Linked DNA regions of Homo sapiens: regions 1 and 2 are each linked to region 3. The links are chromatin loops, found by intact Hi-C in ENCODE. Cell type or tissue: Caco-2. All regions are shown on one strand.

Evidence for each region. Hi-C counts contacts between places; a loop is a spot of excess contacts. Peaks named below come from ENCODE experiments on the same cell type or tissue, not always from the same donor. Only the 100,000 strongest peaks of a DNase experiment are listed, where the experiment ranks them.
Region 1: a loop joins it to region 3, with 5 times the contacts of the local background. A loop is called at or near these places in 1 of 110 quality-filtered maps.
Region 2: a loop joins it to region 3, with 14 times the contacts of the local background. A loop is called at or near these places in 1 of 110 quality-filtered maps.

The regions. Positions count from the first base shown.
Region 1 is chr1:69,424,765-69,428,764 of GRCh38, reverse strand. No RefSeq gene overlaps it. Among named protein-coding and RNA genes, the nearest start is that of LINC01758, 6.5 kb to the left of the region's middle. In Caco-2, no CTCF peak of the experiment used is centred here; no DNase peak of the experiment used is centred here.
Region 2 is chr1:69,410,473-69,414,472 of GRCh38, reverse strand. No RefSeq gene overlaps it. Among named protein-coding and RNA genes, the nearest start is that of LINC01758, 21 kb to the left of the region's middle. In Caco-2, no CTCF peak of the experiment used is centred here; no DNase peak of the experiment used is centred here.
Region 3 is chr1:69,496,498-69,500,497 of GRCh38, reverse strand. LOC105378789 (a long non-coding RNA gene) reads right to left here. Exons shown (of 12, transcript XR_947488.3): 3 at 3,053-3,129. Among named protein-coding and RNA genes, the nearest start is that of LINC01758, 65 kb to the right of the region's middle. In Caco-2, no CTCF peak of the experiment used is centred here; a DNase peak (open chromatin) is centred at 2,387.

The DNA of each region.
Region 1 (4,000 bases), 72 kb after region 3:
CTAAGCAATCAACCCAATAAAAATTTAATACCATTCAAATGAGCTTCTCAGAGGTATAAATGTCTTATTCATTCATCTATTCATTTATTTTAATGTATTTATTTGTTGACTGTTCTGGGCCAGGCCTTGTGCTAGATGTCTTTTTAAATCCTGTATTAGATGTTTTATTGCCCTTAGTTCTGATAATTCTTCTTAGTAGGTGATATTTTCCTCATTTTATAAATGAAAAAAGTGAGACTCGGCATATGTGGACTGTAGCAAATAAGTTATTTGACTTAAACACACTCTATAGATTTACGTAAAGTCAAGATTTATGTAAAGTAAATAAACATCGTATAATAGGAACATTGTTTTGGCAGCAAGTATACTAACATTGGATTAAGCAACTTGAGGTTTACTTTTCTCATATAATTAGATATATGTAGATAGTCTGTTAGTATTAGTTCAATAGCTCAAAGATATCAAAACCAACATTTCTGAAATCCCCTTGGTCTCCCCACTATCCTCAGTTACAAGCATCATGTTCACATTTCAGGAAGAGGACAGAGGAAGGAAGTGGTGCTAATGATACTAATTCAACCCTTGTGCCTGGGCAAGAGCTTTCCCAGAAGCCACCAAAAAAGATTTGTGTTCCTGTACCAAGATATCTATCACAGGACAGGTCTCCATTGCAAGAAAATCTGACAGAGTGAGTATTTATTTTTTTCTTTTTTTTAGCCTCTGTGATGTAAACAGCAAAAGAAAAAAATGTAGTGAATGGAAGTTGGGCTTCTCAAAAAATTGACCAGAAATCATCATAATTTTAATCTAAAACTATTGCGTATATTTTCATGGTAGAAAAAAAATACACATAGGCAATAATAAAACAACAAGCAGTAGGTCAGCTTGGAAAGGAGTTTGCCAGGTTGTGTGGACACATGATCATTCGTACGTGTGTCTGTGTGTTTATGTGGCAGAGGAGAGTGAAATACAAGGATTAATATTGGGAACCTAGATTTAAAAATAGACATAGAAAAAAGCATCAAGAAAAAAGAGTAAGAGTTAGTTTTTATATGTGACAGCTTATTCTCAATCCAGAAAAATTGCGGAAAACACAGTCAACATAGTTTGATTCCCTCAGTAGCTTCTTATTGCCTAACAACTTTGGTAGATACTCTTAACTTGATATGTCGGGTCTTTCAGTATCTGGCTTCAGACCAATTTTTTTTTTTTTTTTTTTTTTTGCGGGGGTCGTAGTTAGTTTTTTTTTTTTAAATTTAAATTTACCTTCTGGGATACATGTGCAGAACATGCAGGTTTGTTACACAGGTATATATGCGCCATAGTGTTTGCTGCACCTACCAATTCCAGACCCATTTTTAGTTTACCTTCTGCTCTTAATTACCCTATGCTCCAGTCACATAGATCAAACCTACTTGTTGGATGTCCCCCATATTTTTCTTATTTAGTCATGTTATTCTCCATCTTACTCACGTTAATATTTTCTTACTTTTATGCATGATGTCTGCTATTTAAAGTCTTAGTCATCTTCTAAAACTTGTCTTAGGTGACAACTTCTCCATGAAGACTTTTGGATCTCTCCAACTGAATGTGAACATTCAATCTACCTTTCATAACACATTAAAAAATTACTTCTCATATGATGCTTGTCCTGCTTTTTAAAATTTAATTATATACTTGTTAATTTTATTTTAACTTTTTTTTTCTAACCAGACAACATAGTTCAGTTAAGGTTTAGGAAGGATGGGTTGTAGAAGACAATAATTCTTCAGTTTAATTAATTATTAACAGTCATAAGGTTTATGTATTATGGACATAGAGTCTATAGTGTTCATGTTATATGTCGGCCTTGCAGCAAATTCAGCTACTGTCCTTTAAGCCAAGATTGAGGTTGTGTCATTTACTTATTAAATATGTTACTCTACTGCAATGTAGTGTTAACATCTGCACTGTACTCAACAGAAGAGTCAATTACTGTAATACTCTTGATATTAAACCACTAAACATGACCCTTCCTCAATGACAGCAGCTCAAATTGGATCTCATCCTGCTAAACTAGCTGATTCTTTGATCTGTACTGATTGCTTGGCATTACGTATATCAATAGCACTTAAGAGTTTATTATATGCTTCTGAAGCTCATAAAATATTGAGTATAGTTTTATTACATGATTATACTGCTGGGCTACCAAAGCCAGCAGGATGGAGGTGTGGCAGAGTGGAAAATGTTTAATGACATAGCTCAGTGTGTGTCATGGCATCCATATTTCTTCTCAATAGGGGAGCCACTAATGTCATAAACAGAAAATTAAAAATCAGCACTTTTGTAGGGAAAGTAACGTTCCCTCCTGTTGTTGCAGTTTGTGTAGAAGACAGAGGCAACTGGAGGAGAAATTCACATAATGCTGGAAGGCACAGCAGGATGTGTGCAAACCATTTTAGAGGAAAGTAAATACCAAGGCTGGTATTTGAAATATTTACCAAAGAGTTTTCCTCAGATTTTCTTGTACCCTTTGTACTTCTCCCTTTGGAGGAACAATACAGCATTTTAAAAAGCAAAATTCTATAGGATTACCAAAATCCAGTCCTCAGTTATTCAAAAGCCTAAACTCTCAAGAACTCAGATATCACATGACACAAGTGATAACTTTGAAAGATAGGATGAGAAAACAGACTACCCACCTTATCTCTCTCCCCAGATTAGATGGAGTTTCTCTGGGAGAAAATGAGAGAAGGATGAGAGAGAATGTAAACAGCTTAGTATGTGGCATTTCCTCAAGAAGTAGATTTGTGCTCTGCCCCTGCCACACCACATGAAGATTTCTTGAGGAAGGATATAGGAAATTATTCAGGATACACTTGGTGTGACCACACATTAAGAATGCTCATAGAGCTAAAGTGGTGCCTTCCAAAGTATCAGTGTGAAAGGTACCCAGACCCTGATGTGTTTCAAATTCATAAAACATATCCTTTATGCATGGAGAGCAGTACAGCCATGGCATAGGGATTAGTGCCCTAAATTTGGAATAAACAGCAGCCTGGGTGAATCTATGACCATAGGTCAGATGGGAACATGTATGTGTCAATAGGTGTTATAATAGACAAACAATAATATAGACTTTATTGTGTTATCTGACTCCTAACATGGGAAGACCACAGTGTTAAATAAACCCACCCTTCCTCTGGAATTTGTACAGCCAATTTCTGAAATTATATTTAAAATAAATTAAGGCCACTAAAATAAAATATAACACTTCAGTTTTTATACACTCCAATTTGTGGCTTTCCCAATACATGCAACATACCATTGATAAGGATCTAGTGCTCAACCTAGCTTTGAAGAAAGATAACATACTTTCCAGATTTAGAAATGTTAGCCAAATACAAGATATCAACATTCACTGTAAGTGAGTATAAACAAGAGCATCCCATGATTCAGTACATAGGCCATGTAGGCAGAAGAATGAGGAACAGAAGAGGATGAGAAAAGAGACTTAGACTTAAAGACACAGAATCTCATTTCTGTCAGTCTTTAAAAAGGATAAATTTCAAATATTTATTGCAACCTAAATATAATTTAGCATAAGTAGTATATAATTACATATAGTAACATAAGTTGACATCTATTTTCTCATGGTGAGTTTGGTCATTTTTAACAAGGCATTTTGTCTTCATATGTCCCGAGATTAAGAACACCTTCAGGCCTTGTTACAGATAGATATTTGACCAAAGTAGCTCCTCTCTGACTTTTATGTCAGGAGAACCCTGGATGGATAAAATAAGTTAGCAATATACCTTACCAAACGTATTTTATCAAGGCTTCTTTATTTTCTGGGTTTACTGACTACTGTATATCCATGCTGGAGTCCTTGGACTTGTTTGACATAGATGTTATAATACCCCAACCTTCCAACTGTATATGGATGGATATAATTTCCTCTAAATTTTTATCAAGTACATTTTTGAAAACAAGCAGTTAATTGATCATCAAAAAATGACAT
Region 2 (4,000 bases), 86 kb after region 3:
CATCCTACTGGATACAACATATTTTGCAAACGTCATGTGTTAGTCTATAGGTTGTTTTGCTCACGTTTTGTTTTGCTCACGTTTAAAGATTTCTTTTGTTTAAGAGAGGCTTTAATTTTAATGTAGTTAAAAATGTTCTTCTAGATAGTTATTACCTCTTGTAATGGTCTATATGCTTTACTGTTTTGCCTTTCACTTTTAGTTTTATTAAATAACTGGAATTTTCTGTGTACAGTACAAAGTAAAAATGAAGCCATTGTTTTTCTGTGCAGATAATCCAATTAAACCAGTAGCACTGGTTGAAAAGATGAGGTAAACATTTCTAGAGATAATTTGAAGTTTTGGATAATGATATATTACACTAGTGGGGTCATGAATTTGCTCCTGTCAGATACCTAGGGGAAGAGCATGCTACCTTCATAAAAACAGGGATTGAGAAAATTTTAATCTTGAAAGGGTTGGTATATTTCAGGTTGACTCTTATTCCTAGGGTGTAAACTTTTGACATCCCAGTTTGGGACCCTTCACTCTTGATGGTCTTTGATCTCCAATTTTTATTCCCCTAGCCTCTGAACCTACCAAAAGTTCTTGTTTCACTTTCTTAGCCTCTCGACTTCCACTTTCAAATCAGCAAATGCTTTAAGGGAATGAGTTGTCCCAAGTATCAGGTTCACATTTCTGTGTTTCTTTCATTTTTCGGATCTTGGTCTGATGAACCTTATTTCCTTGATAGCTTACAAACAATGCTTACACACAGACCTTACTTTATTATTTTGTCTGCAATTTTCCAGTCATTCTAAGCAGGAGAGTTCTTTAAAAATAAACTAGTTTACATTGTCTGAAACAAAACTTACAAAATGTAATTTAAGACCGCTAATGACTACTTAACTTCCTAAAAGAGATAGGAATCCAGGATATTCCTGTGTTTCTGACTCTTCCTACCATATAATAAAACATCTATTTAATTTAACTCATCAAAAGTACTTAGTTGATTCCTGAAAGCTCTTTTAAGAGAGGTTATATGAAATCAGCTGGGACAGGTCAGCGGAAGAAATACATTTTTGGCCAGAGAAGGGAGTCCGTTATGCACCTTTCAAATAATAACCCAGAAGGAAAGTCTGACTCTGCCTCTGTAAATAGCTTTCCTGGTAATAGGGATGGTAGAGGTCATCTGTGCTTGTAATAGTGGTGTCTGGAAACTAATCGTAACACCTGTTTCTAGAGTATAAATTGCACAGACAATAGTGGCTCAGAGCCTGGTTTTGATAGGACAGAAATACTGTGATATTCCTTCAGGTATTGATTTTTCCCCATTTATTACTTTGTCCCAGGACTTTGGTATTGATTAAAAAGACACTGCTAGTTAATTTTGAGGCCATAGCTATGTGGCTAAGGAGAAGCCACAGGTTAGTGGTATTGCCTATCTTACTCAAGCCAAAACAAAGATACATTTAGTTTATGTCACCCTCTGTTCTCTATCTCAGTCTTTCTATTTATATTCAAGCCTTAAGTTTGTTTAGCCACATGATACAATAAGGCCTTATAATCTGTCTTTATTTATGGGTAAACTAATGTTTTCATCACTTGCTTCACTCTTGATAAGAATACTTATGCTGAAAATAGTGGGGAAGACAGGAATATTCTGAATCCACATATTTCTCTCGGGGAGTCTTCTGTTTAATATTTTCAAACAGAGAAAATAACTTACTACATTTGCTTCTTTTATAGCCATTAGTAGTACTAAGTAACTCATATGTACACAATATACAAAAATTCCAAAGTTTCTGAAAGTATGGTCAGCAGATAACCTGCATGATCAATATTTGCAGATAACCTGCAGAATGCATGATCAATATTTAAATTTGTCGGTCTCACCCCAGATCTAAGTCCACATCTCTGGTGGAGGGCCCAGGAATTGACATTTAAATGTTTCCTGTGCAAACATGATTCATATACACACTATTTAATATGCACAGTGGAAAGTTCTGTCACATATATTACCTCACAGAGCCTTCTGGAGTAGGTATAATTATCTCCAATTTCCCAGTGAGGAAACTGAGACACAGAGATGTAAACCATTGGAATAAATTCATATGTAAACTGATCTGGGATGCCAGTTCTCCTGATGCCAGGTTCAATGCTTATCTCATTACATCATCCTTACTCTCTGCAAAGAATCTCTGTCTTAGAAAAGAGATTTTGTCCACACAGAGCTTTCTAAGCAGCATAGCCCAAATGCCTGTCCTTTGCTCTGTGGAACCAATTATTGAGATCGTGTATTATGATAACTTTCAGCACACACACTGGGCTTTTCATTTTCAGAGTGCCCAATTTTGATAAAGCACTTTGGAGCTTGCTTGGAGGTTCTGTATATAAAAGCCATGTCATGGATAAAGCAGGTTTAACACCTGTGAGTGATAGCACAATATGAGGGTCACCAGGAGCAGAGACACTGCCACTGTTAGAGCAGGTAGAGAAGACTTATAGCAGACTTTGATGAATGACTCAGCCTCAAGTCCACAGATGTAAAGCTCATTAAATGCAATCCAGAATTACCTTCTCTAACAAATGAGAAAAAGTGACATTTTTCCTATCTGAGATCTTTAGCATTTTGTGGGCCAGCAAAATAAGTTACTGATAAAGACTGGTCTTCTAATTTACTTAGCTGGGAAGAATTTCAAGTATTCCCTCCAGCAAACACATGAAAATAACAACCATGGCCACTAGTAACAGCTACTGATATTGAATGCTCACTATATTCCACAAAGTTAGCCTATAGCTTATTATAACTATCTTACTTCACAGATTTGGATCATGATCCCCAAACACACAATCTCTATTGACATTCCTGAATGTTGAAATCCCAAAAGATCAAAACCTTTATTTATACAATGTATTGTATGTTTCAAAATAGCTGGAAGATAGGACATGTTTCCATATCCTGGATGATATATGCTGGAGGTGGTGGATACCCTAAATACACTGACTGTATCATTATACTTTCTAAGCATGTAACAAAATATCACATGTACTCCATAAATATGAAGACATATTATGTGTCAATAAAAATAAAAATGCATCATTTGCCTGCAGTGGAATCCCTTCCAGCTGATAACATTCGAGGAGCTTTTAATAAATTAAAGTTGCATTTGCCTTAAGAAGCCAGTGATAGGGAAGGCACTAAGATGGTTGACTAGAAGCAGCTAGTGTGTGCTGCTTTCACAGAAGAAAAAGTGTCAAGTAAATACTAGCTCTTCAACTGCAACATCCAGGTGGACACATTGGGATTCATCAAGGAAACAGCTCGACCCATGGAGAATGGAGAGGAGTGAGACAGGATGACCACCCACCCAGGCATGGCATGGAGCCAGGAGAGACCTCACACTGCAGGGAAATGGTGAGTGAGTGAGAATCCCCAGGAGCCCACACTTCTGCCATGGACCTTTGCAACTCTGGGCTCAGGAGATCTGCTATTACCCCCAACAACTGAGGCCTCCAGACTAACATGGAGAGCTTTGTGGAGTCTGGCTTCCGCTCATGTACACCCAGAGTCCTGGGAGCCTTGAATCCCTGGGCATCCTGGCATTCACAGCTGCAGGTCTGGCAACAGGGAGGTCAGGCTCCCTTGCATGCTCCCAGGAAGGGGACAAGAACTATGGATCTGAGCAGGGACAGACTGCAAGCCTTGCCTCCAATGCACCTCGCAGGAAAAATCCCACTGGCCTGGGACTCTAGCATGGCCACACCAAAACTGCCTAGGCTCTCAGACCAGTAGCATCTCTGTACTTCCCTGGGATGGAGCTTCCAGAGATAGAGGCTGGCCACGAGCTTTGCTGCCCCACAGCCCTCACCCTGTTGCCCTCAGGCTCTGGATGGTGCATGGTGATTAGGGACTGCCACGGAACTCCAGCACAGTGAAGCCACCTCATGGAAAAGTGGCCAGACTGTTTTCCACATAGTTCCCTTCCCTGCTTCTCCTCACTTAGTGGGGCCTTCTGAC
Region 3 (4,000 bases):
TCTAATAATAACAGTATTATGTCATCATAGCCTTTAGTAGTCTCAGGTTCCACTCAAAACTCATTTTTACAGAAAAAAAAATGTTTTGAGAAAGCAGCTTCCATGGAAGAAATGATAATGGCTAATATTAAATAATATAATATGCACTTTAACTGGAACATAAAAGCATCTTTTATTTATTCTATTTGTGAATGTATTAGTGTATGTAAAAATTTCAATTCTAAAATGTTTATTGCATATAACTATACCAATCAATACTTTAAAAATTAAACTCAAAATACATTCATGTTTTGAACCCACATTTAATGATTGCCTATGGAATTCAGAACATTGTGCTTAGTTTATATGTCATACACATGACTGTAAAGATGATCACAAATGGCTGGGCGCAGTGGCTCACATCTGTAATCCCAGCACTTTTGGAGGCCAAGGTGGGCAGATCATGAGGTCAAGAGAGGGAGACCATCCTGGCCAACATAGTGAAACCCTGTCTCTACCAAAAATACAAAAATTAGCCGGGCGTGGTGGTGTGAGCCTATAGTCCCAGCTACTTGGGAGACTGAGGCAGGAGAATCACCTGAACCCGAGATAGTGCCACTGCACTCCAGCCTGGGTGACAGAGTGAGACTCCATCTCAAAAAAAAAAAAAAATCACAAATTCTTTGTCATTTCTTTTATAGATTATTCTGTGTGGGATAAATAACTGCTTTCATTGGTAGAATAAAGTGGAAATAATGTATCCATCTTTGGGTATAGGATTTAAAAACTGGTATAGTCACTGTGTTACTTTCTGCGTCTTAATTTCCTTGCTTCCTCTTTCTCTTGAGATGCAGTCACCATGCTGTGAGGAAGTCCGAGGAGCCTTATGGGAAAGCACAGGTAATAGCTAATGCCAATATAGCAGCTGTGGTAGGTAGCCAGACTTTAAAGTGGCCATAATAATTCCTACCTTCTTGTATTCACACTGAATAGGACTGAACTGTGTGACCAACAAGATATAACAGAAATAACAGCGTGTGACCTCATAGGGTAAGCATTAAAAGCCATTGCAGCTTTTGTTTTGCTGTCTTTTAGACCACTCTGAGGAAAGCCAACTGCTGTGTCATGCAGTCCGATGATCGGTCCTTGTGGTAAGGAACTCAGGTCTTCTACAAATAGCCAATACCAGCTCCCTATCTGTGTGAGTGAGCCATTTACAAATAAGATTCCCTAGCCTCCGTCATACTTTCAGGTGACTGCAACCCTAGGCTACAGTATCATGACAGGTTTTGAGCAGAACCACCCAGCTATTCGCAACCACAAAACTGTTCTGAGAACAGGTTTTGAGCAGAACCACCCAGCTAATTCTTCCTTGCATACTCAATCCACAGAAACTGTGTTAAAAAAAACCCAAATGCTGATTATATTTTTAAGCCGCTACATTTGAAGTAAATTGTCACACAGTAATAGATAATGAATACACAAACCATTCAAAGAAGCCATCTTGGAAGCAGATTTTCCAGCCCCAGTTCATCCACTGTGTGGAACAAAGGCAAGACTTTCTCACTGAGTCCTGTCCAGATGGCAGGGCTCTACACTCTGTTTTGTTTACAGAATTTTACAGAATTTGTTTACAACAGAATTTGTACATAATTTGTTACATGTGTTTACAAAATTGTGAACAGAATGATTGTTCCTTTAAGCCACAATGTGTTGGAGTTATTTGTTATCTGGAAATTGATAACTGGAACATATGGTGATCAAGTAATATATATTCCTACTATCAGAGAGTTTACTGTATAGAGGCAGAAAAATAAATTTACAAAAGTATTATAATGGAGTGATAAGTTGTGCTATTGAAGCACAGAAAAGAAACACCTAACCTAGATACATGGGTAGGAATTCTGAGAAGGCTTCCCCGAGCAAAAACTATCTAAGTCTTTCAAGGGAACAAACTATTATTCTGATATTTAGGATATAATATGTCCATATAAATTAGTATTATTTACTTCTTTATTTCTCTCTGTCCTTGGAAATCCAAGTTCACAGCTTTCTATAATTATTGTTAAGTACTAAAATCTATGTTTACACAAATGCAATTCTGTAACATTAATCATTATTGTTGTCCTACAAGAAATAAAGCCAATATTTAATAGGAATAAATGCATTTAACGTATCTAATTAAGATTTGCTTTCTATCTTAGATTAACCATCATCATAGCTGGGGAGAGGACAGTCCATCCCGCTATCATCAAAACAGAAACGTTTCATGTTGATTACAGATCTAGATTCAGCATATTTGTTTTTGGAACCTTTATTAAACTCTTAAGGTTTCTACAGATTCTTGTCTCCCTCCCTTTCTCCCACAGCCCTCACTGGGCCATTCCATTCTCCCTGGTTGATAATGATAAGCGCAAGGAAAACAATCTAACAGCAAGCTTCTACAATTACTTGAATCCCAAAGCAGCTCACACAGGTCACCAAGAAAAGGAACTTAAAACATTTCTCAGATAAAGAGTTCTTCAAGATAGTAAGGCCAATAACCGGAATTTGTGAGACTGTAGATAAGGACTACATACTTATTATCTACATTACTTTTAGCAAAGTCCTAGGGAAAAGCAAGCATGCCGTTCACAGAAGATTTTTCAAGCACAAGTTCAAATTCATCGTTTTCTATATAATTAAAGTTCTCTAACCATGACCTTAGTTATTGTTGATGTCAGAAATACCTGGATCTACCCTAGATGAGGTGCTAATTAGATAATATGTAGCAGGTTATATCTTTTTTTCTATATCTGCATGTAGATTACATTAAATATAGAGAAGTATACTTTTTTTTTAGGGCAATCAGGGGGGTGCATATGAAGTTCATCCTTAACCACTACCTCAACTATATTTGGGGAAACATCTGCTGTGTTCTTTACTCACTTTATTTTTGTGGTTGAGAACACATTAACTTTGTGCAGTTTTCCTCTTTTTTTTTTTTTTTTTTGCCTATTTCTTTTAACATCTTGGTGAAGTATGCACTTCCTTCTAAATTCCAAAACTAAATCATCTTACTTCATCTAATTACCTTTGATGCTTTTCCTTCCTCCTATTAACAGAATCTCCTTCTCATCAATGTTGTTTGTTAGTATATCTCTTTGGCTGCTGTAGCAAAGACAAAGTAACATTGAGTTAAATAACATGGAGATTTCATGCAAGAATACAAGGGTAAATAATCCAGATCTTAAATGAAAGGTCCGTAATATTAGAGACTGCCGTCACCATGGTCTGGCTACCATATTGTAGTTTAAGATGATTGTTACTGTAATGGCTATATCCTACTCAACAGGAAAGGTATAAGGGAGGATAGAAAGTATGCTCCCTATCTTTAAAGACCTCACCTAGAAGTTGCACAGAGCACTTCCAATTCACAGCTAGAAGCTACTCACGTGACCTCACCTAGCTGCATGGGAAACTAAGAGAAACATGCTTTTGCTGGAATATGTGACCTACTAAAACTCATCCAATTCTGTGAAGATAAAATATAGGATTACTATATCCTATTTCTTTGCTATATCCTATACTATTTCTGTGATTTCTGGGGAGGCTTTTGTATACAGTAGATGCTGAACAAATATAGCTATGTAGAGTATATGTTGAAGGTTATGATAACATAAAATATTATAATTGTTTTTTCTTCTGAGACAGAGACTCCTGAAAATCTTTTATGACTCTTCTGATATCAAGAAACAGAAAACCACCTGGGCATCTCATGAATCTTAGAAAGAAGTAGAACTAGAAATTTCAAGTGTAAAATTAGGCTCCTCTGCATCTCTCAGGTGCTATAAAATCTCTCTGTACTCTTATTCTCCTGAATTGGCTGCATTTATCTACAACATTAACTCCATCCACCCTCTGGCTTGATTGATTTATGCATATATTTGGGCAATGGCCACCAGTGTAAACTTTTATTGTGACCTCCCAGCTGTAGCACATTTTACTAACAGAATCTTTTATATATCAAAGTCCTGGAGTT